Linked DNA regions of Homo sapiens: regions 1 and 2 are each linked to region 3. A link is a loop called in an ENCODE intact Hi-C map of the cell type or tissue named here. Cell type or tissue: B cell. All regions are shown on one strand. Each heading gives the region's core, and the rest is flanking DNA. Links, peaks and the distances in the headings are about the cores only. Region 1 overlaps ADARB2 (adenosine deaminase RNA specific B2 (inactive)). Region 2 has its middle 75 kb from the start of LINC00700. Region 3 overlaps ADARB2 (adenosine deaminase RNA specific B2 (inactive)).

Region 1 (10,677 bases), core at 844-8,843, 220 kb after region 3:
CTCTTAGCATTAATACAGAAATGGCATTTATAAAAGCCATAATGCATGTAGCTCAAGGCAAGCTTTCTTAAACAGTTTGACTCAATTGAGACCTTATAAAGCTTTGGTCTATTGTTCCACTTTCATGAGGTTTTTTTTTTTGGTCAGGCCAATTATAGCGAAGGATACATATTTCAGGTGAACCTTTATTGAGTGCTGACTGCTAGCCAGACATCGTTCTCTGAGCCTCGTGTGCATTACACAGTTTCTTACAACAAGCCGATGAGGCAGATAATTTTATCACCATCATTTTCCAGGTGAGTAGAATGAGATTTAGGATTAAGTGTTTTTTTTGTAAGGTTGCTCATCTAATAAATGGTGGTTCCCACTGCAGCCAGTCCTCTCCATGTCTGCGAGATGACACAGCTGGACCCGACGAGCTGGGAGAAAAGGCAAAATCACCACTCATCACTCATCTTCTATTTGCTTAAAATGGTGTGTCGGGGGCTCACATACTTCTCATCCGTGCTCCCTCCATGCAGGTGACACAAGTCACACAGGTCTTTTTCTTAAAGGAGGTGGAGAGGCTGCCTTGCCTGCACTCACACGGACTTCCAGTGGGGAAGAAGCCGTCTTGGCGAGTGTCTTGGTTTGAGATCATCAGGGCCATACCCTCATCATGGTACAAGTGTTTGTGCAGTCAGGGTGGAAACAGCAGGGAGCAGACATGCTGTGGCCATCTCCTAAAGCTGGAGCACTTCAGGAGAATGGGAGGGCCATGGTCCCATGGGCATGAGTGCTCTCCTGCTGCCTGCCAAGCCTGTCCTGGAACTGAGCCAGGAGGCTGACTGCATCCAGGAAGCTGACCGCATCCAGGAGGCTGACCGCATCCAGGAGGTTGACCGCATCCAGGAGGCTGACTGCATGGTTCTTCCTAGAGCAGGGCTTAGAGCCTGCTCTGTGGTCAGTCATGTGGCCCTGGAAGAGAAGTCCCCAGAGCCTTCAGGAATGTCCCAGGGTCTTGGAATCAGAGAAGACCAAGAAACGCCACCAGCTTTGGAACTGGGTGAGCTTTATCTGGGTGTTTCTCCCTGGCTGGCCCACAGTACCAGACCATTCACGAGCAGCCTGATGATCACAGCTGATCCTTACCCTAAGAAAGCTTTGGGCTCCAACATGACTTCCCGTTCTTATAAAACACAAAGAGGGCCGGGCGCAGTGGCTCACGCCTGTCATCCCAGCACTTTGGGAGGCCAAGGCGAGAAGATCATGAGGTCAGGAGTTCGAGACCATCCTGACCAACATGGTGAAACCTGTCTCTACTAAAATACAAAAAATTAGCTGGGTGTGGTGGCGGGCGCCTGTAGTCCCAGCTACTCAGGAGGCTGAGGCAGGGGAATCACTTGAACCCAGGAGGCGGAGGTTGCAGCGAGCGGAGATCATGCCACTGCACTCCAGCCTGGATGACAGAGTGAGACTCCTCTGTCTCAAACAAAACAAAACAAAGCAAAACAAAACAAACAAACAAACAAACAAACAAAAACATGAAGAGGGCTCAGGCCAAGCCGCAAAGCCATGACCTGCCCTTCTAACAGGCACAGTGGTTCTTTGTGGAACCACTCAGAAAAAAACTTCAGGCCTTAATGGGGTGTTGGCGGGAAGATCTGAAGTGTGTTTTAATCCCACAGCCCGTAAACACTGGATGCCATCGATGAGGGAGCATGGCGGCTATACTTACATACCTCTAGTGATGGGGAACTCACTATCTCCTGAGGGTGTTTTTCTGTTTCTCCCAAGGAAATTTACTCCATCCTTAGCCAGTTTGTTAGAGATTGTACCGTTGTAAAATTCAGTTTAGAAGTCTCGTTTTCCTTGGACAATTATAGTCTTACTCCTTAAGTGGAAGGGGTTGAGTTCAAGCTCTCCTTCTGAACGCCTGCTTCTTTAATAGGGACACACTAGGGAGGGAGGGGTAGATATCATGGTTCCTGTCCAGTATGAGAATCACTAGTGTTGTTGAAAGAAAGTGACAAATAAACAGAACTAATTCTACCTTTTTTAAAGCAGGTTAAAAGCAAGTGTCAGAGCTTGCAGTTTGCTGCCATTAGAGGGGCTCCAGGGGCCCATTTACATTTTGACATAAAATATGAGGAAAACACAATTGAGACAGAAATCATAAAAATGGCGGATGCTCTAAACTAAACCCACAAGTTAAGCTGAACATCTTAAGCATTTTCCAGATAACAAACTACGTAGGTGAATCCTGTTGTTGCCTGGGAGACACACACACACACAAAAACACACACACAGACACAAAAACATGCACACACATAAATGTCTATACACTATAAATATTTTTATGGACAATCTTCTGAAACACTATTAAACTATGAAGTATTTTGTTTGTTTTGTATATCATTTGAAAAATATATTAGTGAGAAGATAGACGTCTCAAAAGGAGACCAATGGTAAATGGTGAATTTTAGTAACAGAAAGTAAAGGATATAAGAAGAAAGCTTAGGGTGAGATGGTGAGGTGAATGTAACGCATCCCGGCTGGACAAAGCTGCCCTGTGGTCTCACTTGGCTACAATTGCAAGATCCGAAATTCACTCTTAGCTAACGTCAGTGAACCCATGAAAAGCTTAGATTCTAGCGAAAAAGTATTCATTGTTTTGTCTTCATTCTTAGTTATCTTTGCTAAAAGGAAAGGTTAGCTAAATCTAAAAAACATTTTCATAAACTACAAATATATATTAAAAATATCTGTAATGGATATGAACACCATGTGTTACCAAGGGTGGATCTCATTATATTATTTAGCACCCGATATAAAATAATTCAATAAAAAGTCTCTGGGCATTTAAATCTGAATCTAGCATTGACAAAGCATGGATTAGCTCCAAAAGGGTCTAAAAGCTGATAAGCTCCAATCAAAGCAACAGCACGAAGTGGTGTGTTTCCACTTTGACCTGCCACGTGCTGACCTATCATAACTGAAGTCAGCTGCTTTATTATAATTTCATAAAAACAAATGATGTGAACAACCCAATATCAGGTCTAAAAACCACATAGGCTGTTGTTTAAACCACAGCATTTTTTGAAGGAAATAAAAGGTCTGTATTTATTTCTAGAACACAGAAGCTACTGGGGTTTTAGCCAGAAACTCATCTGTAGTTAAAAGAGCAGCAGAAAGCTGATTCTTTAAGGTCTTAGGGAGCACCTGTTTCACTGCGTCTTTGCTGCGAGAGTGTGGCTGGGAGACTCTGGCCCCTCCTCCATCTGCACGTCTTACCAGCATCTGCTAGCGTTCTGCTTTCCAAGTTAGTCCGTTAAGATTATTTCCTTATAAATCTTTTTTAAAAAATGTGTTCCTGGCTGGGCGTGGCGGCTCACACCTGTCATCCCAGCACTTTAGGAGGCCAAGGTGGGTGGATCACCTGAGGTCAGGAGTTTGAGACCAGCCTGGCCAACACGATGAAACCCTGTCTCTACTAAAAATACAAAAATTAGTCAGGTGTGGTGGCGGGCGCCTGTAATCCCAGCTACCTGGGAGGCTGAGGCAGGAGAATCACTTGAAACCAGGAGCTGGAGGTTGAAGTGAGCCGAGATGGTGCCACTGCACTCCAGCCTGGGCTACAGAGCGAGACTCCATTTAAAAAAAAAAGTGTTCCTGTTATAACTAATTTACATTTTACCTCAGTGCAAATATTTGACATTTATTATGATTTCTTTTTATTTTTTAGACCAAAAAGTCTCATTCTGTGTATTTGTGCCATTAATGACTTCTTTTGAAAATTTGACCCAAAAGCTCAGAAATCAAAACCAGAACTTGTGTGAGGTCATAAACTTCAAAAGCACACGGATTTTGGCTACCTTATATCAAAAATACTCAAAGCATTGCTTGCCACATTGTCGGTGCTCAATGATTACTTGTTGAATGAACAATCCACCCAAATCCTTTAACTTCAAATCTTCCTGAAACCCGTGAACTTGGCCCTGCAGAAAGGGATGCAGGCACTTCAGTTCCCCTATCTTCCTGGGATGAGTTAAGTATTAGTAAACATCGTCAACAGCAGAGGCAGCCACATGCACGTTTTGGAAAATTTATGTCAGTATTTATTACAATTAAGTATTTCCCAGTTGTTATGGCTCAAATAACATATTATAGCCAATCAGATCATTTGATCAGAAAAAACCACCACATTGGTATAATTTATATAAAATAAAAGCAAGATAAAGAAGGAGCTACTAGAGTTGACCTGCTACCAATAAGTATCACTCACCACAGGGCTTTCAAAATAGCGAATTAGCTCAAGGCCATCTCACCATAGACACTCACACACTCACACACTCACACTCACACATTTACCCACAAACTCACATCCACACTCACATGCACACACACTCACACTCCCTCACTCACACACCCACTCACACTCAGTATTCAGACACACATCCACACTCACACTCACACACACTCGCCCCTTGGCTGTGAACTGCAGGCAGGTATGTTCTGGGTGAAGCGGGAGAGGCAGACGGCCTGCACACTGACCCCTCTAAGTCTAGGAAACCTCCACCCCGCGGCCCCCTCCTAATTAGCAATGACATCAGCATGAACGGATTCCCACTGTGTGCAAGCGCAGGGCCAAGAGGCCTGGGTGTTTATTCAGGTAATGCAACTAATAAACAGGAGGTAGGCACACATCTCCACTTTACACCTGGGGAAACTGAGGCACAGACACCCAAAGGCCATGGGACTGGTGAGCAGCAAAACTGGAATTTAAAACTCATCTCTAATGGACTCTACTCTGCCTTCCCTATTTACGGTGCTACATTAAATAAGACATGCCATCAAACACAGAAAAAACAGATTTCTGCCTAAAGGGTGTTAATGATGTTTTACATGAAAGGGCTGGAATTTCCCTTTTGCAGCGTTTTCAGTACAAAGTCTCTGCACCTATAAACTTAGCCACCTGCAGATGGAAGGTGAATGACTCATTTTTCCCCGCACTCACTTTCATACCAGATGAGGCAACTTCCAGTTACACTTGACGTGTTACATTTTCCCAGACTGGAGGGCTAGAGGCCACTCTTAGGTCAGGGTCACCTGGAGGGTGGCTGATGGTGGGGGGCTAGGGTTACTTCATGATTTCATCCCCCAAAAAACAAAAGCAACAGTGACGTCAGCTTCACCAGTATGGGGAAGTGAGTGAATAAGGTGGAAGAGGGAGCTGCCATGACCTGGGAGAGGCCAGGAAGAACTCAAGTCCTGCTGCGAAGCGCGTCAGAACCACGGACAGCTCCTGGTTCCCTATCCCTTAGGGTGCCTGGGCTTCATGACCACAAAGGTCCCTTCCAGCCTCCGCATGCAGCTCCAAAATCAAGTTTTTTTCTTTTTTTTCTGTACAGAGGCATTGGGGCTAATTTGCTGTCTCTGCAGAAACCCAATCCCAGATCTCTAATTCCAATCCTGAGAATGATTGGAGCCTGCGGAGTGACAGTGACAAGGTGCCTGGTGGATTAGGCTGGTCCCTAGAAAAGTGGATGCTACATTAGGTCAGTAATGTGAAAGTAGGGCGGTGTGATCTCCTCTCCCCAGGCTTCCTCATGGAGAGCTTCATTACCGAATCGCACGCAGCCCACACGGCTGTCTCCCGGCCCCACTCGGCCCAAGGTAAATAAAACTCCAGGTTATCTCAAAGGCAGGAGTGGAAGCAGCTAATGCGGGGAGATGGGGCATTCATTATGCCATTTACACGAGCTGAGGATAAATGATCAAATTCCCTCTGTCAACCACAAAGAGCTCAAGGATAATTTTTAAATGCAGGAAGTATTCCTCCAGGGCTTTTGTATTTTCTTCCTCCAGGCTGCAGCCGCATTTGCGAGTGTGCCAAGCTACGCCACTACTGATTTACTGCGCTGGGAACAGCACTCCATCAATGTCCCCGAGCTGCCATTGCCACCAAGCTCCCCCTGTCCCCGGGCGTCTTTCTTACAGAAGAAAATTATTCACTTGCTTGTATGTTACATGCAAAACAAACTATTTTTAGCTGCCTACATCTGTCACCTCCCTTTGCTATCCAAGCTCGGTCGGGGGAGCAGGGAGAAGGAGAAGGACAAAGGAGAGGGGAATTCTCAAATGTTCTTTAAAAAAGCAAAACGTGCACATGCTGGTGGTGACACAGGTTATCATCGGTGGTGACAGAGAAATGTGCAGGCTGTTCCCATTGCTGTCACATGAGCTTTGTCTTGTCCTGCCAGGCGCCTACGCGGAGTGGACAGTCAATGATGCTGGCGGAGCACAAGCAATTTTTCTTGTCTGTACAAGAAAGGCTCCATGGAGTCTCCTGCTGCTGATGCCTCTCACACTTGTAAGGAGGGTGGGAAGCCTTTCAAATGACTTTTCTGACCGAATGAGAGATTGCATTGGCACTGAATTCCTCTTCTTGAGGTTCTGGATTTTCACTTTGTTTTGTTAATGTTTAAATTTATGACTCGAGATTTCACTCTCAAATAGTGATGGCTAGGGGCTCTTCCAGTGTGACTTTGTCACACTAATTTTCGCAAGCAGTTTTAAGAGTGCGTGTCACGCCTATACAAACACACAAAAAAGAGGTCAAGGTAGACTGTAGAATGCCAGCGTTTGGCTAAGGAGGGTGTTTATGTGGTCAGTGTATATAAAAGGAATGTTATTTTGCAAAAATGCCAACGCATGGAAAACTGGTGTCAGAGAGGAGAATCAGTGGGTCCTGGGATTCTGGCAGGGGATCTGGCCCCCTTTGCAGGCGATGTGGGATGACACAGGGACCAAGGTTCTGAGCACTTAAGACGCTTCAGTCAGATTAGCCAATAGCACGATTCGCTCCATGCTCATTGTTGCATTGCTTACGCATGCATGGCTATGGTACAGCCCACTGGATGGGCTCTAAAGCCTTAGGTGTGGCAGAATCCAAAAAGACTGATTCTATATGTCCCTACTGGGAGGTTAGATGGACCAGGGTAGAGATGCATGCCAGCCCATCGACCTGGAGCCTGCACAGCTATGGAACTCCCACTGCCCCTGCAGTGCCATTGCCTAGCAGAAGTAAGGGGGATGCAACCACTTTGTTACTTCCACATAAAGCCTCTAACTTGACTTCTTGAAGTTTGCAAGAAGCAGCATCCACTTAAAGTCCAACTCTGATTGTGACAGCTTCCTCACCTGGTCTAAGGATGCCTCAGTCACACAAAACCAAAACTCACACCGTCAGTGTATTTAAACGTACATCTAAGCACTCCTCAGACCGGTTGGAGACTCTGTCACATCTAACCCAGCTCTGAGTCCATCCCTGGCACTTGACTGCCTCCCACCTCCCTGCCATCTACACCTCATCTCCATCACGAAACTCTGCAATGTTGAGCTGCCCCCTCTGCCTCTCCTCCTGGAGTTCACTTTAACGCCTATACTCCAATGCTTGGGATCTCTTCTTTTGCTCAAGACATCCCTTTTTCATCCGTCATTCTTCTTCATTTATCAGGTTTATTCATTCATAAACTCAATCAGTCATTCCAGCACAGGGAAGGTGCGCTGTGAGGTGCTGTCTGTCCCTGCCTGGTGGAGCTCACCATCCTGCAGACATGAAACAGATAATGACAAATCACAACCAGAGTGGTGTTAGGAGACGTGTCCCAGGGACACATGAGGATGGCACCCAGTCTGATGCAGAGAGGTCCAGGAAAGGCTCCCAGAGGGAAGATCCCCATGTGGACTCTACAAGGTGCACACAGGTGAGTTAGGGGCAGCTTAAAACCCCTGAGGGATTTCCATTAGGACACACCCAGGTCTATCCACATGGCCCAAGTGCTCTGAAAACGATGTGTCCTGGGGTCCAGCCTAGCTCGTGACAGTTCCCTTTACTGCTGCCATCTTAGCCATGCTGGGCTTTGTCAAGCAGCAAAATGGCATGAAAGCTCAAGCCCCCATGCACACCCAGACCATGTGCATCTTGAGGGACTATTTTCTAGCCTGGGCTCTCTCTCTCTGCATGTTCTTGGCATCCTTTGAATCCACAAACAATGAACAGTGGTCTCATTGAATAGGAAGAGAGCAAATCAGACATTGAAAGAAAAACTAATGGTGTGTGGGTCTTGATGACTATTGGGAAGGGCAGCGGCTTTAGCCGCTGGTGGGCGTGGCTGCACGGTGAACTCACACTGCTGCCAATGCAGTCACAGAAGACAGTCAGGTTGACCCCACTGGCAGCAAAATGCCAGTCTTTCCATCAAGATGAGAGCAGGGCTCTGGACTCAAATCCGAACTTGCAACAGTCCCTTCTAGTCCTAAATTCTCTGCTCTTCACCATTTTGCTATAGCTCAGACAACTCTCTCCCTTTTTGTTCATTTGTTTTCACATGTGGGAGGGGGTGTGTGATGTGCTATTTGAGGTGCTGATGAACTCAGCAAAGACCCTGGAGATACACTGAGTGTGATTGCTGTGTGCTCACCACAAGACACCAGCAACTGAGCATGCACCCTTGGTGCAGTCTTGCCAGTGCCTGCGTGCCTGCGACCAGCATGCAAGAGTTCCTCTGGATCCTAGAAATAAGGTGGCTGTCAGTGAGGGAGGCCAGTGTAAAAATGGAAAGGCCCCACCATTTTTGGGAGGATAAAATCCAAAGGAGAAAACTGTGTGCCGTGTTGCCACCAACACTCGCACGAGTTCCGTCCTCACTGCCAGTGTTATTCATTACAGTGCCTGCTGCTCTGGAGGCATAATTTAAAAAGATGCATTACTGCAGAGACCCTCCCCAAGATAAGTCAGTACTCTGAGGCTCTTTCACTTCAAAGTCTTTTTCCAGGAACGTTAGAAAGAAGAAAGTGCTTTAGAGTTCTTTGTAGAAACATAGACAATTGCAGGATTGCATGAGTCACTATTTTCTGTTAGCTGTGATTTCTTCTACCATTGGCTCCTTATGAAAAAAAAGTGTGTGTGCATATATGTGTGCATGTATATATGTGTGTGTGCACACGTGTGTCTATATATGTATGCGTATACATGTGCATACATGTGTGTGCATATATGTGTATACATATGTGTATACCTGTGTATATACATTTAAATATGTGTATATGTACGTGTGTATACTTGTGTATATACATGTGTATATATATGCCTGCATATATGCATGCATGTGTGTTTATGTGAGTATACATGTGTATATATATATCTGCATGTATGTGTGTGTATAGTGTGTGTATATATGTCTGTGTGGGGATATGTATTTATATGTGTGTGGATATATATGTGTGGGGGTATATGAGTATATATGTGTATGTGTGTATACATGTGTGTATGTGTGCATATATGTGTGTATATGCATGTATGTGCATGCATATGTGTATATATGTATGTGTGTATATGTTGTGTATGTGTGGTGTGTGTATATATGTGTATGCATGTGTATATGTGTGTGTGTATGCATGTGTGTATATGTGTATATATGCATGTGTGTATATGTGTATGTGTGTGTATGTGTGGTGTGTCTATATATGTATGTGTGTATGTATTATATATACAATTTTTAAATTTAGGGTATATCTCGAACTGGAGGCTCCAGTTTATGAGCCTGAAATGCCATTAAACTGGTGTGATAAATTCTAATTGAGTGGATACATGTCTTCTCTGAGAGGGATAATTTAGGGAAATCCAAGAAGACTGCAGTTTAAAGCCACATAGACATGTTAGCAGAAAGTTTAGGAAACTGAAAACACATTTTTATAGTTTTAAAAAGCTTCTGTTTTCTTTTTTCTGAAGTGTAACATTTCTCTGGCTTCTGAACTTCTGCAGGTGATTACATGAAGTTTACACTGTATCTGTGCTGCACTTTCCCCTTTGCTTCCTAAAATAATTCATCTTCCATAGTAACAGTCTCTTCAAAGCAGGATTTATCTCGAACCCTTTCACACACAACCAGGCACAAAGTCACGTTCTTTACCTTGAAGCTGGGACACAGGAAGAGCCGTGGGCTTGATTTCCAGCCTCCTCCTCAAGCATCCCCAGGACCCTTCATAAACGGAATGAACTCGAGCTGGCTCAACTGCTTGTTTTAAAAGTGTGTTTTTTAGGAAATACTTGTTCTGCCATCTCCCCCATAGTTTTACAAAGTAAATCACGTTGTGCTTGGAATCGTCCCTGCCTACGCTCGAGAACTGTTCACTTAGAAAATAAACATGTGGGTAAGCATTGGTCCATACGTATAAGCGATCAAGAGACCCTGGCCCCCGTGGAAACATGTTTTCAGGCAATCCAGCTCTGGTACTCTTTGAGCTGCCTTTCTATTTTACGGCATGTTCAGAAGATGAATCTACCATTACGCTGACTAACGAAGTCTAGTCATAGCGATAGCGGTGTCTTAGCAGCAGAAGTGATGGTTGGTTAACTGAGCGTGTTTTAGACGCCATCTGCATTACAAAGTATCTTCCATGGGGTAGGCCATGGAGTCAGCACCACTGTTCTCGAGGGGCAGTCTCTAGCTCCTCATCTTACAAGGGCAACTGACGCTGACATTCAACAACTGGTGCAATGTCAGCTGCAGGCGAGTAGGTGGAGCAGGACCTACTCAGCACCAGGCGGGCTGCCCCTCCACAGTTTGCGGTGATAATAAGGCACTTTACAGAGGATGCTACCATACTTGGTATAGAAATCTTGAAAAAGTG
Region 2 (10,677 bases), core at 1,359-9,358, 520 kb after region 3:
GTGATCTTTCACCGTGTAAGTGCTGTGTGTTCTTGTGAGTAGGAAACTTTCACTGCACTTATCTCCAGGCAACGTTTAATATTACAGTTCTTACATTTTCATCCACTGAGGCAGGTGTGTGCTGGTTATGTCTCTGCAGATTTAATTTGCATTTTTTGAGGGATAGTGTGTTTGAGTACTTTTATATACACTTACTGACCACTTGAAAACAGTCTTTTGTGCAGTACTCTTTATGAATTTCCCCTAAATTATAATGGGTTATTTATCTTTGTATTGCTCTGTAAAAATACTTTGTCTATTTTGAATGCTATTCATTGTTGATTCTAAGTGTTGAAAAATCTTCTAGGCTATGGCTTGACATTTGACTTTCTTAATACTGTCTTTTGATAAATGGAAATGCTTAATGCCTTGGCTTCTCTTTATAAATTGTACCTACGCTGATGTCATGGACATATTTTATTTTGTTAACTTTATTAACTTCCACAGGTAGATTTAAAGACAACCTGTTACTTACTTTTCTGTTACGTTTTGTGTCAGAGGTGAAGAGACCCTTCTTTCCGTACAGCACCACGTGTCCATCATTTACTGCTAAAATAGTGCTGCACAGGGAGCCACACTGAAGCCCAGTGACTTGAGAGAATGAGAGCTTACCCAGCGTGCCAGGCGGAGGGTCAGCGGTTGAGGCTGGACGGGCCTCAGGCGCTCCAGCACCTGCTTGTGGGTCAGCTGAAATACGGCAGAAGAGACTAGACTATGCCACTTGGGTCTCATTTTCTTCTCTGCATCTATTGATCTAAAGATATGACTATGTCATTTTATTTCTAGTTTGTTAATTGAAATGTAACAAAATCATTTTTTAGCTTGAATCATCATTGCATCGCTACAGTAATTCTAAGCTGGATTTGATGCATTGCTCTTAATTTTTACATTTCTTTCTTTCTTTATTTTTGAGACAGGGTCCCACTCTGTTGCCCAGGCGGGAGTGCAGTGGTGCAATCATGGTTCAGTGAAGCCTCGACCTCTTGGGTTCAAGTGATCCTCCCACCTCAGCCTCCCATGTAGCTGGGACTACAGGCATGGACTACAGCCATTTCCAATTTTTTTTTTCTTTTTTGTAGAGATGGCCCAGGCTGCTCTCAAACTCCAGAGCTCAAGTGATCCGCCTACCTTGGCCTCTCAAAGTGCTGGGATTATAGGCATGAACCACTGTGCCTGGCCAATTTTGGCATTTCTGAATTAGATTTGTGTGACAGCTAATTTTATATGTCAACTGGGCTGAGCTATGGTGTCCAGCCATTTGGTCCAACAACAGTCTAGACGTGGCCTTGAAGACATTTTGTGATATGATTGACACTTGCATCCATGGACTTCAAGCAAAGCAGATTATTCTTCACAATGTGTCCTTCTCTAAATAGCTGCAGTTCTTGAGTGCAGACTGAGCTCTCCTGGGAAGGAAGGACTTTGTCTCCCTAGACCTCTCTTCGTGTGTGTGTGTGTGTGTGTGTGTGTGTGCATGTGTGTGTACGTTCTGGGGCCCAGAACAATCAGAAAGTCTGTAGCAAATCCAGCTTCGTGCAAGCTGATGTGCTGCTTGATCTGCTGCTTAGGCCATGTGATCCAGCAGACCCAACGGAGCCTGAAGTGTCTGTGGCAGAGAGGGATGCTGCATGGGGCCTTTGCTGAATTGTAGTGAAGGCCTTTAGGATTTTGGAGGAAGGCCTTGCCATCATCCCAGATGACTACTCTCCTGTTGAGAGAAAGCTCAGTGTTGTCCTGTTACTGGGTTTTAATAGAAGCTGGCCACCTGACCATGGACCACCTACTTGCTGTGTGACCTGAGCTGCCCAGCATAAGCTGGGGACGCTGACCCACCACTCTACAACACTGGGGGTGCACAGCTACCCTCCATCCTCAAACAGAAGCAACAGAGCGTGACCAGTGCTGAGCAGGTCCTGGAGACACAAGTAAGTCACACGAGGCAGTGGCCTAAGAGCCCATGGGCCCCACTGCAGCCTCACTGCCTTCTTTCCCCAAACCTGCACCTGTGGCCTCATGGGGAGATCCCTAGGATCCGTTGACAGAGGAAGAGAAGACCTGGGCCTGAGTTACAGATGGTTCTGCACGGCATGCAGGCAGCACACAGGAGTGGATGCTGGCAGCACCAAGCCCCTGTGAGGTGTCCCCAAAGGACAACGGACAACGGAAATCCCCCCAGGGCAGAACTCCAGCAGTGCCCATGGATGTTCTTTTTTATTCTTCTTGTTTTTTCATGTGTGTGTGTGTGTGTGTGTGTGCGCGCGCACATGTACGTGTGTGTGTGCGCATGTACGTGTGTGTGTAGAGAGAGAGAGATGATAATTATCGTCTTCTATTTAGAATATATTGCCTTTAATGTTTTATTTCCTAGTCATGTCAAATATTTGTGTTGTAAGCAAACAGTATCTGAATTTGCCCCATAAATGCATATTTATTTATTCAAATATTAATACAGGTAAAATAATCTTTGTGTATCTATTATGATAACTTGAACTCGTCAGGGTGGTAATGACACAATAGGGGTGCAGCCGTTAGAACAGATATGTGTGAAGAAGAAACACAGAAGTAAGGATTCTAACTTCCCAGGACCCATGTGCCCTTTTCTAAAACTTATTTTATTTTTGTACATATATATACTTTTAGTAGAGATGGGGTTTCACCATGCTGTCCAGGCTGGTCTCAAATTCGTGGACTCAAATGATCCATCCACTTTAGTCTCCCGAAGTGCTGGGATTATAAAGCATGGGCCACTAAGTCTGCCCCGTACTTATTTTTTAAATGAATAGTCTTTGCTTTGAGGAGCCCCTCCTGTGTTCATGGGCCCCACCTCCATGTGTCATCATGGGATAGGCTGGATCCGCTGACATGAAGAAGGTGGTTATTCAAAACACACAGCAACGATAAGCAACAAAATTTAGACCCTGAAAAATCAAGACGAATACCAAAGCACCTGATAAAATTATTGCATTTGGCAGGGTGTGGTGGGTCACACCTGTAATCCCAGCACTTTGGGAGGCTGAGGTGGGCAGATCTCTTGAGCCCAGAAGTCCAAGACTAGCCTGGGCAACATAGCAAGACCCCATCTCTACAAAAAAATACAAAAATGAGCCAGGCATGGTGGCACACACCAGTGGTCCCAGCTACTCGGGAGGCTGAGGTGGGAGGATCACCTGAGCATGGGGAGGGTGAGGCTGCAGTGAGCCAAGACAACACCACTGCACTCTAGCCTGGGCAACAGAGTGAGCCCTTGTCTCAAAAAATAATAATAAAAAATAATAACTGCATTTGTCTATGACTACAGATTGTATATACTACACAAATAAGTGATGAAAAGAGAGGGTAAATCTGTTGCAGGATCATGAGGGTACACATGATACAAGCAGAAACCCCTGGATAGAAGGAGGGGAAGCAGAGTTGGGCCCCATCACATTTTGCATTTGAGCTCTTCTATTAATAGCCTGAGATTATTATGGCTTTCCAAAAAATTTAAGTCATTTGAATCCATTATTGATCATTGTGTCTGTGAACAAGCTCCTCATATAGCTAACAATCTTCTTTTTTTAATTGGTGGTTTGAGAGTCATATAATTTAATGACCAACATAGGATTGATAAATTGATTAAATGCCTAAAAACAAAACTAAACTCAGACAATCTTCTGCATTTTGACCCAATGTCTACAGTGAGTACAATGTGATACTTAAAAGAATAACTTGATAGCATTCCATTATAATCATTACTGCCTAACTTATTCAATGCAGATTCCATAGAAACACACACATGAAATGGTGATTTAATAAAATCACCTGAATTCCTAAAAATTTTTAAATCTGTTTGAAATGTTAATTCTATAATTAGTTTTATTTCTTATTGTTCTGTTTAACATGTCACATAAACATATTTGTATACTATTTATACTCACTGAGTTTTTGAAATAAAAATGAAAAATAATAAAACTGTCAAACATATTTGACAGTTTTATTATTTTTCATTTTTATTCTTCCAAAACTCAGTGAGTATACATGGTACAGGGAAAATTTGAAATAGAAAAACTCGGTTGAATATCTACAATTTTAAATTATTCTTTGGGTAATAATTTTGTTCATTTTTATTCAAGAAAATACAAATCCTTGTTTGTGGGGCTCAGCATCATGATACGTTACACTGTTGGCTTCGTCTTCTCATGTATGACAATCGAGGCCCAAGCAGGAAACAGTTGTTTATAAAACTGGGTAACTGAAAAATGAAATTAACGAAGGGAGTGGTACCAAGTTATGTGGGCAGATGGCAGGAAACCCCCACGTGACCTGGAACACAGAGGCAGTAAATATCAATGCCACAGAGAATGCTGTCATTTTCTGCGAGTGAGGCCTGCTTCCAGGAAAACCGCAGAAAGGAACAGCTTCATTTTTTATAAACTTCATACTAATATTTTGCTTTGAGAGTCATTCCTTAGAAAGTAAATTGCACAATGAACCCAAATTATTTTGTTAGAATGTTGAATCCGTTCAGGCATTTCCCAAAGAACCTGGAGAAAACTGGCTTCGTAAGGGATTGAGTTCGAAGTTACATCACTAGATCATTTTAAAGCCAATCCTACAGCCATTGTATTGTCAGTTTTGGAACCCTAAGCTTACTGGTAAGTTCAGAAAATTGCAAGTCATATTCCAGTCTTCTGGAATTCAGGCATATTTTTGCTTTCTGCATTCAGGTATATTTTTATTAGTACATTTATGACACAAATCTAATGTTTCGGCTTAAAGCAATACAAATGAGGACAGAACTGAAAGTATGCATTTGAATCTTGAATCCCCTTCTGTTTCTCGCCCAGTTAATTTTTTTCCTGTGGTGTCTACTTTACAACACAGGGTGCACAGCACACTCAGGGCCCCATCATAACACCCACTCCTGTGAGCCTCTCTTCCCCCTCCACGGGAAGGATTCAGGCACAGACCTTCGAAGTAATCATTTCCTCAAAAATATTCGCGTCAGCCCCACCGCCCACTTGATGAAAGCCGTCATAGCAGTGAGTAACATCGGAGCATAACATCGCGTCCTCCGGAAGGCCGAGCACCTGCCAGGTGCTAGCACACATCATAAAAGGGCCGACGGCAACATAAATAAATGTCTCTCGGTGGCGGAGCCGAAAAACCTGAAATGCACTTCTGAAGTGAAATGGCCACTTCTGCAAAGAGCGGAAAGGTAGCTGGTAAACGCAGTAGGAATACAGGCACAAAGCGTGGTGAGAGACTCGCCCAGCGCTTTCCTCGGTTTCTCCCAGGGCTTCCGCGTCACCAGCTTCTGCCTGCTCTCCTCCCCAACCCCAGAGTAACATCTTTCACGCAGAGAAAATGAGGGGAGGCAAACTGAGATTGATAAGTGAATGACGATCCTTATGACTATGACTTTAGGCCTAAAAATAAGGAAGGCCAAGCTTTTCTTCCCATCCAGTCCTAATGGTTCCTTTTGGCCAGCAGTGAACACTTTCTCTGTAGCATTAATGTTCAGTTGACAGAAGGGCTCCACGGAGGATGTGTCCTTTAGATCACAGAGATTGGAGAGTGCAAGAGAGGAGGCAAGATGCCTCCCCCAACAAGAAGACACCCATGGCAGATCCTTAAGGTTGGATGTATCCGCATAAAGTTAGAACCTTCGGACGTAGGCACCCCACGCAGGCCCAGGCCCCGATGGTGAGTGCTGCCTCGGCCTCCAGAGCTTCCCAGGCTCCAAAGAATTCAGTCAACGGTCCCATTAGCAGTGCATGGAGGCAGCTTATGCTATTTATGGTCAACACCAGCTTAGGTTTGCTCTGTACCCGTGCCTGTGGCAAAACAGGATGTAGGAAAACTTTATTTTATTTAATCAGAGGTGATGAGCAACTAACCAAAGCATAGTTAAGATCATCCCAACATCGTCCACTCAGACCCCCTCCAGGGGCCCATCGTGTTGATTTTCCGAGTTCTCCCCGGGACATGGGCTCTGGGGAGGAGGAGGCCTCATGGGAAAAGTTCCGTTTTCAGCTGAGCCTTCTGAATAGCAGGAGATGAGCAGACTCAAAGTCACAAAGATGTTCATCTCCAAATACCGTAAGTTTATTATACCACTGATGAGGAGTCCATTTCTCTCGTGACTAATGTGGATGGCTTTTGCTGAAGTAATTCAAGTTGATCTTTAGAGTTGAGTGTAATCCATTATTTTTTAATGGAAAAGGGTCTCATTAAATATTTATTCACTGCCTTATGCAGCAGTGCGTCTTGGAGGTGCTGACGACTCCTGCCTGCTGACCAATGGCTTTTCCACACGTGTCATTAACACGGCCATTATGTCACCAAAAATAACACATGGTCAAACTACTGCCTCAGGGAAAGCTGGGGACACTCAGTATCATTGAACTCCCCCAAGTTTAACGAAGGTGGAGATTAATATCATAATTTCCACAGAAAGGTGGAAAGAAATGCAAAACAAGATGGACAGGGACAGTTCTGGCTTCAGTCAATATTCTAGAACTTGGTTCTACTCTTTCTAGGACTTGTTTTGTTCTAGCTTAAAGATGACATCAAATATTAGTCAACCAATATTTGGGATATAAGCAGAGTGTCTCAAGCTTCACCAGCTAATGGGTGTGAACATGTTGTTTTATGTTTTCAATTATGTTAATATTTCAAATATTACTTTTCCTGAGTTTCTTTCAATTTGATTAAAGTCCAGTCATTTTCTGGGATTATATTCAGAATTGACTTCCATGAATATCCTTGCTGGATGGGCCTGGCTGCCTCCCCACTGTAGCCGCCATTCTCAGGGAAAACGTGAAGTCCACCAATTCATATTCTCTGAGTCCTCACACCGGTCCCTAATGTTCCCGCCACATCATCATCATCAAGTCCAGGATTTATCTTTATTTATCTCTTCACTGAGGCAATCGGGAAGCCACTTTTTAAGTCAGGCGGAGGTGGGTGGCTCTGTCTTCTATTTATATTCATTCCAAGAGAAACCCAGAGCTAAGCCCTAAAGAGTTAAAAGATGAAAACAAAGCAAGCGCATATATACACAACTCACTTTGCACTCAAGGAGGACTGGCCCATGCTGTCAGTTATATATTATACAGAGAATCTCCCATTCCCCTGGAATCTCCAGGGCATGATGTTGCATCAGAACCAGTTGAGACACCTAATCCCTTTAGAATTTTCTGCAAGCAATCCTTTACTGCAAGCTGCACTTGGAAGGGCTCTGTTCCTGACCATCAGGCATGCATTTATTGCTCTGAACATCAGTGATGGCCCAAATCTGAATTCTATTTTTATTTTTTGGTGGGAATCAGATAGTAATGTGATTAAACGTGTGGGAGAGAGCTTGGGTGAGGCTTTGGGGTCCTCATCCAAACCCCAAGTCAGATGCAGGAAACAGTGAGCCTTAACCCATGGAGAATCAGCATCTGATAGGCCCCACATGACTTCTGTGTGTACCATGCTGAGCTTTTATTTTTCTTGCTGTTATTAAGGTACGACACTACTTTTTTGTAATTTATAGTTTAAGAAAAGTATTTCATTGCATACGACTGTTGTCTAAGACTTTGAATCAGTATTATTAAAAAAGTGACTTAGTACCGTGAGTGGTAACCTAATTGTCTTGGGAAGCTGAGAAAAGAACAGAGGTGAAACAAATATGTAAAATATGCCCTCTTTGGGGTGCACAAGAAAACCAAAGAATGCCATGACATACTCTCTATATAAAGGTTTCAAAGTAGTTCAAATACAGACAAGTGGTGTGAGAACTGAGTGGTCAATAGCGGGGTGCTCTCCCGTGGGACTCCAGAACAAGCTGGTAACCCAGGGTCCTCCCTAAGCAGGGGGTCCCATTGCTGGGCTCATCTTGGCACTCACACAGGGGCAACAGCTTGTTAGCATTAAGCCTAGCGGAAAAAATACCAGAAAAATGTTGTTGTCAATATGTTTGGTATATTAGGTTGGATAGCAATATCAAATAATTGCATTGCATGAATTAAATCAAGTAACTAGAGGACATTAAATAAAACTACATAATGTAGGTCAACTCTGATGGGAATTAGGTGATTTTTTTCCATCCCTTTATGAGTGGTTGCTCTATCAATTTGTGCTAGCCTGACCTGGTGTAAAGTTATGTCTCTAATCTCCAACTTGCTGATCCAAACTAAAACTTGCGAAGGCTGCAGAGCCAACTCTGCTGACATCATACCTCCAGGGAGAGATGAGGGGGACATTGTTTTCATTGTGTCTTCCTTAACAGATACGTAAAGCAAAGACAATTAGAACACCTCCCAGGAGGAGCCAAAGGATGTTGTTCATGAAATCGTTCTCAAGATGACCTCTCAGCCATAGGTGAAACCCAGCATGCGCGCCCCATGAACTCTAATACCAACAGGAAGTGATGACCTCTCAGCCATAGGTGAAACCCAGCATGCCCACCCCACGAACTCTAATACCAACAGGAAGTGATGACCTCTCAGCCATAGGTGAAACCCAGCATGCACATCCCACGAACTCTAATACCAACAGGAAGTGATGACCTCTCAGCCACAGGTGAAACCCAGCATGCCCACCCCACGAACTCTAATACCAACAGGAAGTATGTTCTGAGTTCCCTTCTTCCATGGTTGTTTAAGCATAGACTTATATACCAATAAATCATTTCCTTAAAGTCTGTTTCTAAAGTGATCTATTATTGTGATTCTACTCCATAACCTCATTAAAACTATGCAAAATATTCCTTGTTAGATTTAGGTCACAGGTATCCCAATTATATGAAAACATTCTCAATAAAATTTCTGGTATCCATTTTTCTAGTTAAATAGCCTTCATTTCACCAAATTACTCCAATGTTGACTGTATGTAGCAATTACGTTTGTGTTGTATATTCAAACATGTGTAGTACCTCACGGTAGCAATTACCCATTTCTTTTTAGAGCTCGTAGTTCTTTGTTCTTCACGCATTTCAAGATTATTCCTTCTTCTTCACTTCAAGTAGTTAATTCACTTTTCTTAGAAACCAGTGAGTACTGAAGATACTGTTTTTCATGCTCACAGCCATTCCACATCTACTTGGAGCTCTATTTGTAAAGTTTAATTAATTCTTTAATCCTGCTGCTGCTTTTGTTTCATGAGCTAGTATCTCGAACGGTTTTTAAATGGGTGTAAATGTACTCTGCTTTGCTGACACACTTAAGTACCTCTTCTTGGCTGCTCTATGTGCTACTGACAAATTGAAGACATTACTAGACGAGAAAAAGTAAATAATCATACTTTTCCTGGGAAATCCAAACACATTTTAACATAGCTCTAAAATGTTCATACATCTTGTGTGAAGAGAGTGTAGGAAAAACAATATCCATAATTTATGGGTAAAGTATTTGTGTGACGAGATGGTAAAGCATGTTTTCAAAAGGCAGAATTTTTTTCTTTATTCCAGGTTTTTGTTGTTGTTGTCTTAGGTAAACCTCACACCGTTTTCCCATTACGTGTGAAGATAACCTAGTGGTCTCCCGAGGAATGGGGCTGGGGATTCTGCGGCTGTAGTCAGGACATAGAAGGTGGAGATTTCAGGCACGTGACGCGTGAACCCAGCCAGAGTCAACCTGTGTCTGTGCCCTTTCTGCAAGGGTCTCTACAGCCACCATCCAAACTACAGCTTCCAGTGGCTGCATGGCCAATCCCACAGACATCATATCTCTAGGGAAGAGACCAGGGGAAAGTTAGGGGATCCTTCTAAACAAGGGCTTAACTCCACTTCTGTGGTTTTTAGCCATATAATTTACTCTTTTTCTCCCTTTGCTCCCTGCAGGTCCCCCCTTTTATTCAGAAGTCCCCTCGCCAAGCAGCTTACAAAACTCTCTCTTCGTCTCAGTCACCACAGAACAACATGATTCTGTTGGTTTATTTATTTATTTTATTTTATTTTTGTGTGTGTGTGATGGAGTCTCACTCTGTCACCCAGGCTAGAGTGCAGTGGTATGATCTTGGCTCACCACAACCTCCGTCTCCCAGGTTCAGGCGATTCTCCTGCCTCAGCCTCCCAAGTAGGTGGGACTACAGGCATGTGCCACCATGCCTGGCTAATTTTTGTATTTTTAGTAGAGATGGCGTTTCACCATGTTGGCCAGGCTGGTCTCGAACTCCTGACCTCGTGATCTGCCTGCCTCTGCCTCCCAAAGTGTTGGGATTACAGGCGTGAGCCACTGCACCTGGCCCGTGATTCTGTTCTTATGCCTGACGCCTTCCGTCGGGGGAGCACTCCCACACTCAGTGCTCCTTGCCTTGCCCTGACGCCTTCTGTCTCGGGAGCCCTCCCACACCTGGTGCTCCTTGCCTTGCCCTGACACCTTCTGTCCCAGGAGCATTCCCACACCCGGTGCTCCTTGTCTTGATGACTTCTGTCTCAGGAGCCCTCCCACACTCAGTGCTCCTTGTCTTGCCCTGATGCCTTCTGTCGGGGGAGCACTCCCACACCCGGTGCTCTTTGTCTTGTCCTGACGCCTTCTGTCCGGGGAGCACTCCCACACCTGGTGCTCCTTGTCTTGTCCTGACGCCTTCTGTCCGGGGAGCACTCCCACACCCGGTGCTCCTTGTCTTGCCCCTTCTTCTCAGCAGTACCTCACCCAGCACATATCCTTT
Region 3 (10,677 bases), core at 1,534-9,533:
TGCTAAACTGTCACAGCTGTAAATCACGTGCTTAATGCAACATGCCCTTTCAACCTCCACATTCTCATCACCTGTTTCTTTGTTGGATTACCAATAAATAGCATGTGCTCCCAGAGCTTGGGGCCTTTGCAGCCTCCATGATCACGATGGCCCCTGGTCCCACCTTTACTTCTCAAACTGTCTTTTTCTCAATCCTTTGACTCCACTGGACTTTGTCACCCCCATGACCTGGTGTTGGGTCTGATCACCCCAACACAGATGGACAGAAGGATGGATAGAGAGACAGCTGGCTAGGTGGATGATGGGGGCTGGATGAGTGGCTCATGGATGGTTAGATAGATGGATAAAGGAATGGTGAATGAATGGATAGATAGGTGGATGGATGGATGGTGGATGGGTGGGTGGCTATATGGTGAATGGATAGGATGATAGAAGGTGGATGGATGGATGGATGGATGGATAGATGGATGATAGATGGATGGATGGATTGGGGAATGTTTGGGTGGATCATGGGTGGGTGGATGGATGGTGGACCAATGGATGGATGGTGAATGGATGGGCAGAGGGATGATGGGTAGATGGGTGGATGTATGGTGGATGGATATAAGGATGGGTATATGTATAGATGGGTGGGTGAACAGATGGTGGATGGATGGGTGGATGGGTGGATGGATGGGAAGATAGATGGGTACAAGGGTACATGAGTGGTTAGATGCTGGATGGCTGGGTGGGTATATGACGATAGAATGGGCAGATAAATGGTGAAATGGATGGATGGATGGATGGTGGGATGGATGGGTGGATCATGGATAGATGGGTGGATATAAGAAAGGGTATATGGAGAGATGCATAGATGAGTGGATGAATAGATGGTGGATGAATGGATGACAGATGAGTTGATGAGTGGATGGATGAATGGATGATTGATACATGAGTTGGCCAGATAAACACGACACCTCTTCCGCATGGTAAGAAATATTTGGGAATAGGGTGACTCTCTCTAATTAAGACTTCAATTACTTTTTTGTTTGAGTATGTGTCATGAAATGATAATTTGATTGGCTATTTCTTAGTCATTTCATCAAGTCAATTCTATGCAAATAAGAAAACTGCCATAATGAAGCAGATTAGCTATTTATTAAAATTAAAAATAATTTAATTTACATTAAGGCTAAAACTAAATTAGAAAAGTTATTTGTTTGATTCTATTGATCATAGAGTCAAAATAAAATTATCATCTTATGTGAAAAATTATCACTTTCTCAATTGCCACCTCTTCCATGCAGCCCTATTTATTGCCCCTAAAGCAGTAGTGTCTCTCTTCTCTGAGCATTGATGGAACTCCTAGGGTAGTCATATTATAGAGCCTGGATATGAGGCTGATTCTACCACTCACCAGCCGTGTGATCACAGCCTACTGGGTGAATATCTCTAGACCACTCCATAAATGGGAAATAACAATAGGACCAAACTCAAGACCCGCCATGGGGCTTAACAAGCAGTACACATGACATCACTGTGCCATCCGTGAAGATCTAAGTAGACATTACTTCTTGTGATTGCCTGTCTTATTTCCCTCCTGCAGGTTCTTAGATGGACTGGTCTGTGAATCACATGAACATATGCGGTTCATATTCATAAACACTTATTCACACACACACAGATATGTACACACATGTACATTTGCATGTAAGACAGGATTTGGCAAATAGAAGATATTTTTGAATAAATGAATTATTGGGCAACTCATGCTGCCAAAAGTTGAGAGATGAAACTAAATGAAGGCCCAACTGGGGTGAGTGTGCCTGTGGGTGTTTGTTAAGGGGACGCCAATCATTCTATTGCACTTCAGTTATAGCTGGTTCCTCCTCTAACCTACTCTGGGGTCCAAAGTCAGCACAGGAGGCCCAGAGGAGTGAGCGCCTGGCCATTGGCAGGCCCCTGTGGGTCTCTCTCCCTCTGTTGATTCACAGCCTCCCTGTGGATGGGCCGTGGGGAGAGCTAGAGCAGGTAACTGGCTGGGATCCAGGAAAGGCCCTTGTGAGGCTGCACAGGCAGGGGCCCTGGAGTTTCTCACCCAGGCTGCCCTGATGCACACAGGTCCGTACCATGCACCTGGCTCCATCACCACCCTTGTGGGGTCTGGGATGATGGCAGTCAACCAGGTGCTCCACTCCAGAGAATGGGGCCCATGAACTCACTCAGTCTCCATGAGAGCCAGATCCCTGCCAGTAAGTCACGTGGTGAAACCCCATTAGGTCAGCCAACCTTTTCACATTGGCAGCGCCCAGCTTGCTGATGTGGGAGAGAGAAGGTGTCGGCCTGGGGCATGACCATCCACAGCTGAGAAGGGAGGTGGGTGCAGCACGGGTCCCCCTGAAACATTCCATGTGGAGACATCAGACCCCCCGGCTTAGGAGTTGTTACTGCAGGAGTGTTTGAGAAACTGTGTGGATGGTGGCCTGCAGTGTAGACCAGATAGTCAGGAAGCATAGATCAGATGGCCAGAAAGTGTGGGATATAATAGATGGGCAGGAAGTATAGACCAGATGGCCAGGAAGTGTAGATCAGATGGTGTGGAAGTATAGACCAGATGGCCAGGAAGTGTTGACTAGATGGGCAGGAAGTGTAGATTAAGACAGTCAAGAAGTGTAGACCAAGACAGTCAAGAAGTGTAGACCAAGACAGTCAAGAAGTATAGACTAGATGGTCAGGATATGCAAACTAGATAGGAAGTGCAGAACAGACAGTCAGAAAGTATAGAACAGTCGGTCAGGAAGTATAGACTAGATGGTCAGGAAGTCGGTCAGGGTAGATGACCAGGGAGTGCAGCCCAGAGGGTCGGGAAGAGATCTGATGAGCGATTTCTAAGGCACTCTGCTAATTGCCCTGCATTAATTATCTTACTGACTCAAAAGAAGGATGAAGGGTTGTGGAAGGATGGATTTTATTATCATTCCTATTTTACACGTGAACGAACACAGTGGAGTAAGTGATATTCCTAAAATCACATCAAAACAGGCAGGTGTGGAGTTTGCACCGTTTGCCTGACACATGGACAGGAGTCTGTGCTCTCTTTTGTCTGGGTTCTGTATTGGTGGCTGGGTGGTTTTTGCCTCCCCACTCTTCACTCCTGTGCTATGGGCCGGCGTTGCACCTCCTGGGGTGGGCCTCACTCCTCTGGACTCAGCGCCCTGCCTGGCCTGGGCTCTGCGTGCTTCTTAGGGTGTGCCATGGCTGCCCCTCCAGGGCTCACAGTAGATGCCTGCATGGCAAGTGGCAGCCATGTGCGTTGAGGCCACGCGCTGTGGGCCCCAAGGCACCTCAAAGTTTAGGCAGGAAGAGCAGACGCCAGGGTGCATGGGGAAAATGGCGGACAGAGATCTGCATATTTGTTTACAGATCACAATGTTTAGAAGTTTTAAAGAATAAGCCCCTTGCAGTACATTTAAAAGCCGATGAAGGTCACTCCACATCCTTTGCTGAGATGTCTGGGGAGACTTGACTTTGGAGCAGACGGCCCAGGCAAGGAGGTTCACAATTGCACCTCCTCTGTCGGTGGAGGGACGTTTCCGTAAACCAAAGGGAGTCGCCCATCTAGGATCAACTTCATCGTGTTAGTTATGGTGTTTTGTTAAAGTGTCCACAGAAACCAAGCAGCCTAGTCCTGGTGTGGGGAAGTGTCTCCTTAGAATTTCAAGTCGGCTATGAGCACCCCTGGAGTTCCCGGGAAAGACGGTGGGCTCAGGGTCAGGCCTCGAGCTTTAAGATGCAGCGGGGACCTGCCCTGTGGCTTTGCTCTGTCCCGGGCAGTCCCATCTCCTTTCTCCAGGGCTGCTCTGGCAGATCCCCTGCCGAGACGCCACGGGGGAGCCTTGTTGTATGTGGGTTCTGGCTAGAGGCAGACGAGGCCCAAGGTACCAAGGAGAAGCTCTGATACTCAAATGTCACTTAACTAATTTCCTTCCACGCACCAACAAAATAATTGGAATGGCATTGACAAGGGGAAAAACAGCCCGCAGTAAAAAGCAGTTGTCCGAAGCTTCTGGTGTCTTGAGGAAATTATTTCCGCTATTATCTTTCACACAGGGCTCTAGACTGGCCAGAGTAGTCCGTATTATTATGTGACTATCCAGACTATTTCCTCCTCAGTGCCCTAGCTAGTTTTGGGCCGAGCAACACTGATACAATAGTGATTTTAAACTCAGTGAGCATTCCAAAGTTCAGCAAATACATCAAGCCTTTCAAAGTTTCTGCAGGATAACTGAGAAAAAAAAAAATCTATGTCTTGATTTTTGTCAGTTGTCTTGGAAAATTTCCCTTTTCTGTTTTGTGCGTGCTGTCGGAAACCAGCCAAGTGTGTCCTGCGCCCCTTTGGTATGTAGGCTGCATGGTCGAGGAAAGAAAAGGGTTCACTTGGAACCCTGGATCTTGGTTGCATAGTGTGGCTAAGAAAAGGGATGTTTAGACAACACTGGTTTTCAGAAAAATGAAACTAAAGCAGGAGCCTAAATATACACAAAAATGTACAGTGATGTGTCTTTTTTTTCTTTTTGAGACAGAGTTTTGTTCTTGTTGCCCAGGCTGGAGCACAATGGCATGATCTTGGCTCACTGCAACCTCCACCTCCCAGGTTCAAGTGATTCTCCTGCCTCAGCCTCCCAAGTAGCTGGGATTACAGGCACCCGCCACCACGCCCGTCTAATTTTTGTATTTTTTTAGTAGAGATGGGGTTTCACCATGTTGATCAGGCTGGTCTCGAACTCCTGACCTCATTTTATTGATCATTTTATCTTTTTGGTGTCTAAGAATCTACTCCCAATTTAATATATAATTTTAGCTTAGAATTTAATGTATGGACAGTGGAAACTTACTATCAAACACTTTAAAAAAATCCAGCAGAATCCATATGAGAAGTTTATCTTGGCTCATGCATATGCTCCCCTATGTAAACCGAGTTATAGCAAAACCACGGGCCACTTTATGGAGGGCACAGCCTCACTGGGCGGAACCGGTACCCAGAGGGACGGTAAGCCCAGATGGTTGGTGCTGCAGTAAATTAAGCCTGATATAGAGATGTTTGTGGGTTTTATTAAAGTCTCATGATGTCTCTAAGCAGTTCTTGTTATATAACAGAATGAATTATATCGTCCAAGGTTATTGCTCAGATAACCTACTGGAAATGATAGTTTTCCTCCTTCATCACATGAATCTAAATGTTAACTAAGCGCTTGTTAGCTTTTCACATCACATCGGAGGGATTCGTTAGCTCTCACATCTCTGCATATGTGTTTTAAGAGTCTTTAGATAAAAGATGAATCAAAGTGATTCAGTTCTGTAAGTTTTGGACTAGAAATCAGAGTCTCTCTGGACATCATCCGAGTGTAAAATGTAGCACAAATTGCCTTTAAAAATTAATAATTTACCAAATCTATCAGCTATGCCCAGTCTGGCTTGAGAAGATAAGTAAAATAAATATTGTAAAGTCAATTTTTAATAATCTGTGGCATGAAATTTAAGCACAAGAGAAAACATTTAGCAATTAAGCAGGAACATTCGGTGCATGATTAAATGTGAATAATAATACATATTTAAAGGCCTCATAACTTACCTGCTAGCAGGAAATATTTAAAGTTCTAATCTACTACACAGCACAGCTCATGCCGTTTCTTTGTTTAATGAGCTCTTGCCTTGTGATTTTCATGTTTGAGCAGTTACTTTGTAAGTATTTTTACATGGACAGCTACGTGTAAGGCTGACAAAGAGTAGCACAGACAGATATGTGGTGGGGGATTGTCAGGCCAGCGCAGCCACGGAAAATAATATGATCAGATCCTTCATCATGCTGGTAACCAGTGGTTGGCTGTATTCATCTAATTATTGAGACAGCACATTCACATCCGAGGGATTTTATTATAAGAGGTTTATAAAATTTAGAGTTGAAGCTGATCTGTCTCTATCTACCAAATAGAAGCTGGACTCAGGACCATGGTTTTTCATGATGAAGAATCAAATCCTTGATAAATGATGGCAGGTCCTCATCTTCCAGAAAGAGGGAAAAAAAAAAAAAAAAAAGGCAGAGGAAAGGAAATAGCTCGGCTGAGAAACAGAGAGCGAGTGAGCACAGCGCTGACAGAGAGGGAGCCGCTGCCTGCCGCTGAGAACACAGGCTCTGCACCCAGGGCACAGAAGCAGGAGAAGATGTAATTCTCGAGGACCACATTGATTAACGCCCGCCCAGGGCTAGCCACAAATTAGAGCCCCGTCCTGAAAGAAGCAGTGCTATGTCTTGTAAGGCATGCTTCCAAAGGAGCTTGCATTGCACACACCCCGGAGCAAACCGGCAAGTAGAGAAGACGGACACTTCCCAATGAAAGCGAAATGTTCCTGCCTGCCCTGCGCCGCTCGGTTCTCCTTCCTCTCTCTGCTCTCACAGGGTGGTGTTACACCTCCACTGCTCTCCATCTAGTGTGTTTGTGCAACACTCGCCTCCAGGGGGAGCTCGAAGCTCTCCCGCCCTTCACCTCTGATCAGAGCACTGATGTGAGTCAGGTCCCCAGGATGGTGGGGGCACCGGCTGGAGGAGGGCGGGGGCTCCTTCAGACCTGCCTTGATTAACCCGGACCAAAGGGGCCCTCTGCACTGGAGCGTTACAGTCAAAGCACAGCCTGTGCACCTGCCCGTCGGTTCCATAGTGTTTGTCTGCTGCTTGGTTTGTGGGACAGGTGGCTGGTCAGGATCTGCAGGACCTAACCCCACCCACGCTCAGCTGTGAGGAGATTAAAGGGTCTCAGTGTCTCAGGGTCAGGTTCCAGGCTGGCTTCTTGCGATTTCACAGAAGTCACTAAATCTTTTTGGGTAACAATGGGCTTACTCCTAAAAGCAGTGGGAGGTTGGGGGTCAGGGAGCAATTTGAACTTATTCTTCTCTAGATTCTCTTTCATTACAGAGTCTTATTCACATTGAATAAATGTTTATTCATACCTACTGTGGGCCAGACACTATCCTGGGCCCTGGGACTATAGCAGTGAACAAAGTGGACAAAAATCCTGCCTTTATAAAATGCACATGCTGAGAGTTAAGACTCACGATGCTCAGATGGGGCTGCTGTTGTGGAAGTCAGGAGAGTCCACGCTGTTAGTGTTGACTGTTTGTTTTGTCCTTTCCATTGTAAGATTCACCCCATTGCCTCCTAAAGTGAACCCCAGGGCAGGGAACATGTTGACAGGGAGGTGGTCTAATCTAAATCCAGTTAGAACACTCGGAGAGCTCCTAGACTGAAACAGGGAGAAGGAAGCACATTTTGGATGATTGTATTTGTTCCTTGATGGGTCTGCTGAGGAAGAGCTATGTACCCATTGCATGTGCTATTTCCATCTCAGGTTATTTGAAGAGAATACAGAGGAGAAGCAGCCCCAGGTACCTACTCTAGTGGCAGAGTGGCAGGCTTGAGGTGCCTGCATCTGAAAGCTGCTGTGAGTTAGGGAAGCCCCCACCAAAAGGCCCAACAATGGGCAACATCCCCCATCAAAGCCATGGACATATCCCTGGCAACAGACTTGGCTCTTAACTTCCACGAGTTTTTAAGCCAAGGTTGGCAAGAGGAATAGAACGGGGACGTCAAGGTACATCAAAGGAAAGATTCAAAATATATGGAATCCATGAGGCCACATAGGATATTTCACAGCTTTATGCTTTTCTGATAAATCCTGGAAGACTTAATATAAGGTCAGGAGTTTTCAGTGCTCTGATTCGGTAAATTTATTTACAGAGACAGCTGTCCGAGGGTGGAATAAGGACTCGGGAGTGAGAGGGAGGCACTGTCAACACTTTCAGGCCAGACCAGCGGCTCACGCTTTGGAGACCGGGGCTGCAGGTGAGGGCACAGGTGGACCTCAACCCACCTGGACACTCCACCAGAGGGGAAGGCACAGTGAGAGGCAGTGCCCTGTGGCTGAGCTGACGGCACTGGTCTTGGGGCAGGGAGAGGAGCCCGTAGGTCACAATGGCCTTGGTGACCCCAGCCTGCAGGTCACATGTCCCTTACCTGGGAGCCATCTACTCTGGAAACCATGGATACCTACACATCTGTGCAAAATTGACACAGTGCCTCAGTTATTTGGGTAAGGCTGACCAGTGAATTCTGATAAATTGCTGTAACAATGACCACCCATCTGTCAATGTGTCACCAAGCATAGGCTGTATACACTGTGCAGACTGTAAGGATCCACTGGGCTTTCGGCCTGCGGCACCCAGGTATGAAGGGCATTAGCGTACCTCCTATGGCCACACGCAAACTCCGCCTGGGGTCTACCCCATCACTCTCCACTCCATTTTGCAGATGGAGCCCACCGAGTCTCCCTAGAAACAATGGCTTGGATCCTGGGAGCAGTGGCACCCACCTGTCTGGTTCTTATGGCCGAGAGCCCTGCAGCTAGATGTTCTGTGAGCCTGTGTTCCCATTTTATGGAGACTCAGAGAGGTATTTGCCTTGTGCATTTCTCCTGGAGCTTACATCACTGAAGGGGACCCTTGGCCAGCAGTCTCTCTGCTCCGAGTCCCCGAGTCTCCACAGGTGGCCATGGCCATTGGGTTCCAGCTCAGCTCCCACCTTTGCCACCGCCTTCCCAGCCCTCGCTAAGCTGGAGTCCTGGCCCGGGCCCTTGTCCCAGCTTCACGCCATTGCTTACACCCTTGGCCCCCTCCCTTCCTGAAATCACTGTCCTTCTTTTCCCCTCTAATCTGAGTCCTGTTTATTCCTTAAAACTCAGCTCAACTCCCCTGTTCTCACTGAGGGATTCTGCAAGCCTCCTAGAAACCCCTCCGGCCTCCTGGCTCCTGAGCACCCGGCCTTGAGCCTGCAGCCACCTTGCCCAGCACTGCTTGGTCCTGGCAGTGTGGCTGCTGCGTGTTCATGGTGCTAGGGGGACTCAAAGGTTCTAGGGGAGGCAGGGACTACTCTTCCTAGGCCTAGTTGTCTTTGCTACCTTCCTAGGGCCTAGTGAGTTCCATGCCACTGTGTATGCAGTAGGTCCACTATGTATGCAGTAAGATCACTGTGTATGCAGTAGGTCCACTATGTATGCAGTAAGATCACTGTGTATGCAGTAGGTCCACTATGTATGCAGTAAGACCACTGTGTATGCAGTAGGTCCACTATGTATGCAGTAAGATCACTGTGTATGCAGTAGGTCCACTATGTATGCAGTAAGACCACTGTGTATGCAGTAGGTCCACTATGCATGCAGTAAGATCACTATGTATACAGTAAATCCACTACGTATGCAGCAGGACCACTATGTATGCAGTAAGACCACTATGTATGCAGTAGGTCCACTATGTATGCAGTAAGATCACTGTGTATGCAGTAGGTCCACCATGTATGCAGTAGATCCACTATGTATGCAGTAGGACCACTATGTATGCAGTATGACCATTATGTATGCAGTAGGTCTACTATGTATGCAGTAGGTCCAACACATATGCAGTAGGTCTACTATGTATGCAGTGGGACCACTATGTATGCAGTAGGTCCACTGTGTATGCAGAAGGTCCAACACATATGCAGTGGGTCTACTACGTATACAGTGGGACCACTATGTATGCAGTAGGTCCACTATGTATGCAGTAGGTCCATTATGTATGTAGTAGGTCTGCAAAGACTTTGCTGATTGATCTGAGGAAGGATAAGAGGATATGAATGTTTTTCCTGTGGCTCTGGGAGTAAGAAGCGTTTAGGGCTACACACCTAACTACCTCCTGGCCTAATGGATGCTCTGTGGGCCTGTGTGAGAGCAAGAAGAAAGGCTGAACACCCCTGTGAGAACCATGTCAGAGCCGTGGCTCCAAAAACCACGCGAGATGGCATGCTCTGAGGCCTCTTCCTCGTGTTTAATGACTCGTGGCAAAGTGTGGATTCTCGCGGATATTTACAAATGACTTCCGTTTACCACCGGACAGTTCTATTGCTGAGTGGTCTGATTTCCTGGATTATGTCCTAAGAAAGTTTAGGACAATGCCCCTAAAGTGGTCATTTAGTGCCCACGGAAGCTTGGTGCTTTGTGTGTCATGATGGTGCATCAGGAGTTTGCAAAAAAAAAAGAGAGAGATAAATAAAAAGTAAAAGGCACAGATGGGGCATGGACAGCTTCTCATTGCTTGTTCCATGTGATGGAACTCAACACATCTGCTCTGCTGCGGAAAGCATCTTTGCACTAATTTGTTTGTCAGTGTCCATTGAGAGGACGATCTGTCATCCTGTCGCATTTTGGTTGCCCCGAGATGTTTGAAGACAAGGCTAGCCACAAATTGGAACTGTGGCCACTGGGGAGTAAGTGGTGGAAACCACCAGCTGTTCTAAGTAACATCAATTGTGATTTTTTTGTAAAGATGAAATTTCAACCTAAGGTCTCCAAAAGCATTTATCAGCTGCATGAAAAAAAGCTAATCACCGTAACAGAAGAGTGAGTCTCTTCTAACGCACGTCCTGGGGTGCGTGCGTGGAAGCCTTGTTACAGCTGGAAAAGCAAGAGAAGGGGGTGGTCAGAATTCAATGAGCCTGGAGCCTCTGTTTTGCTCCATGGTATTTTAAGTCTTTCTGGTCAAAGGTAACAAGCATTATCCTGTAATTGGACTACGGTTTCAGGAACAAGAATTGAGATTTCATTGTGCTACTGC

What was found. A loop is a pair of places that touch in the nucleus more often than their neighbours do. Peaks named below come from ENCODE experiments on the same cell type or tissue, not always from the same donor. Only the 100,000 strongest peaks of a DNase experiment are listed, where the experiment ranks them.
Region 1: a loop joins it to region 3, with 13 times the contacts of the local background. A loop is called at or near these places in 1 of 110 quality-filtered maps.
Region 2: it touches region 3 in a loop (3-fold over the local background); 1 of 110 quality-filtered maps calls a loop at or near these places.

The regions. Positions count from the first base shown.
Region 1 is chr10:1,638,377-1,649,053 of GRCh38, forward strand. All of the region lies in intron 1 of ADARB2 (adenosine deaminase RNA specific B2 (inactive)), which reads right to left. Among named protein-coding and RNA genes, the nearest start is that of ADARB2, 94 kb to the right of the region's middle. In B cell, for the core only: no CTCF peak of the experiment used is centred there; a DNase peak (open chromatin) is centred at 5,224; H3K27me3 peaks cover 2,031 bases.
Region 2 is chr10:1,934,192-1,944,868 of GRCh38, forward strand. No RefSeq gene overlaps it. Among named protein-coding and RNA genes, the nearest start is that of LINC00700, 75 kb to the right of the region's middle. RefSeq lists enhancers at 4,534-5,733, 7,845-9,044. In B cell, for the core only: no CTCF peak of the experiment used is centred there; DNase peaks (open chromatin) are centred at 4,340, 5,050 and 8,370; H3K27ac peaks cover 2,609 bases.
Region 3 is chr10:1,414,556-1,425,232 of GRCh38, forward strand. The region is part of intron 1 of ADARB2 (adenosine deaminase RNA specific B2 (inactive)); the gene reads right to left. Among named protein-coding and RNA genes, the nearest start is that of ADARB2-AS1, 110 kb to the right of the region's middle. In B cell, for the core only: CTCF peaks have their summits at 6,501 (motif pointing right) and 6,704; a DNase peak (open chromatin) is centred at 6,506; H3K4me3 peaks cover 566 bases; H3K27ac peaks cover 361 bases.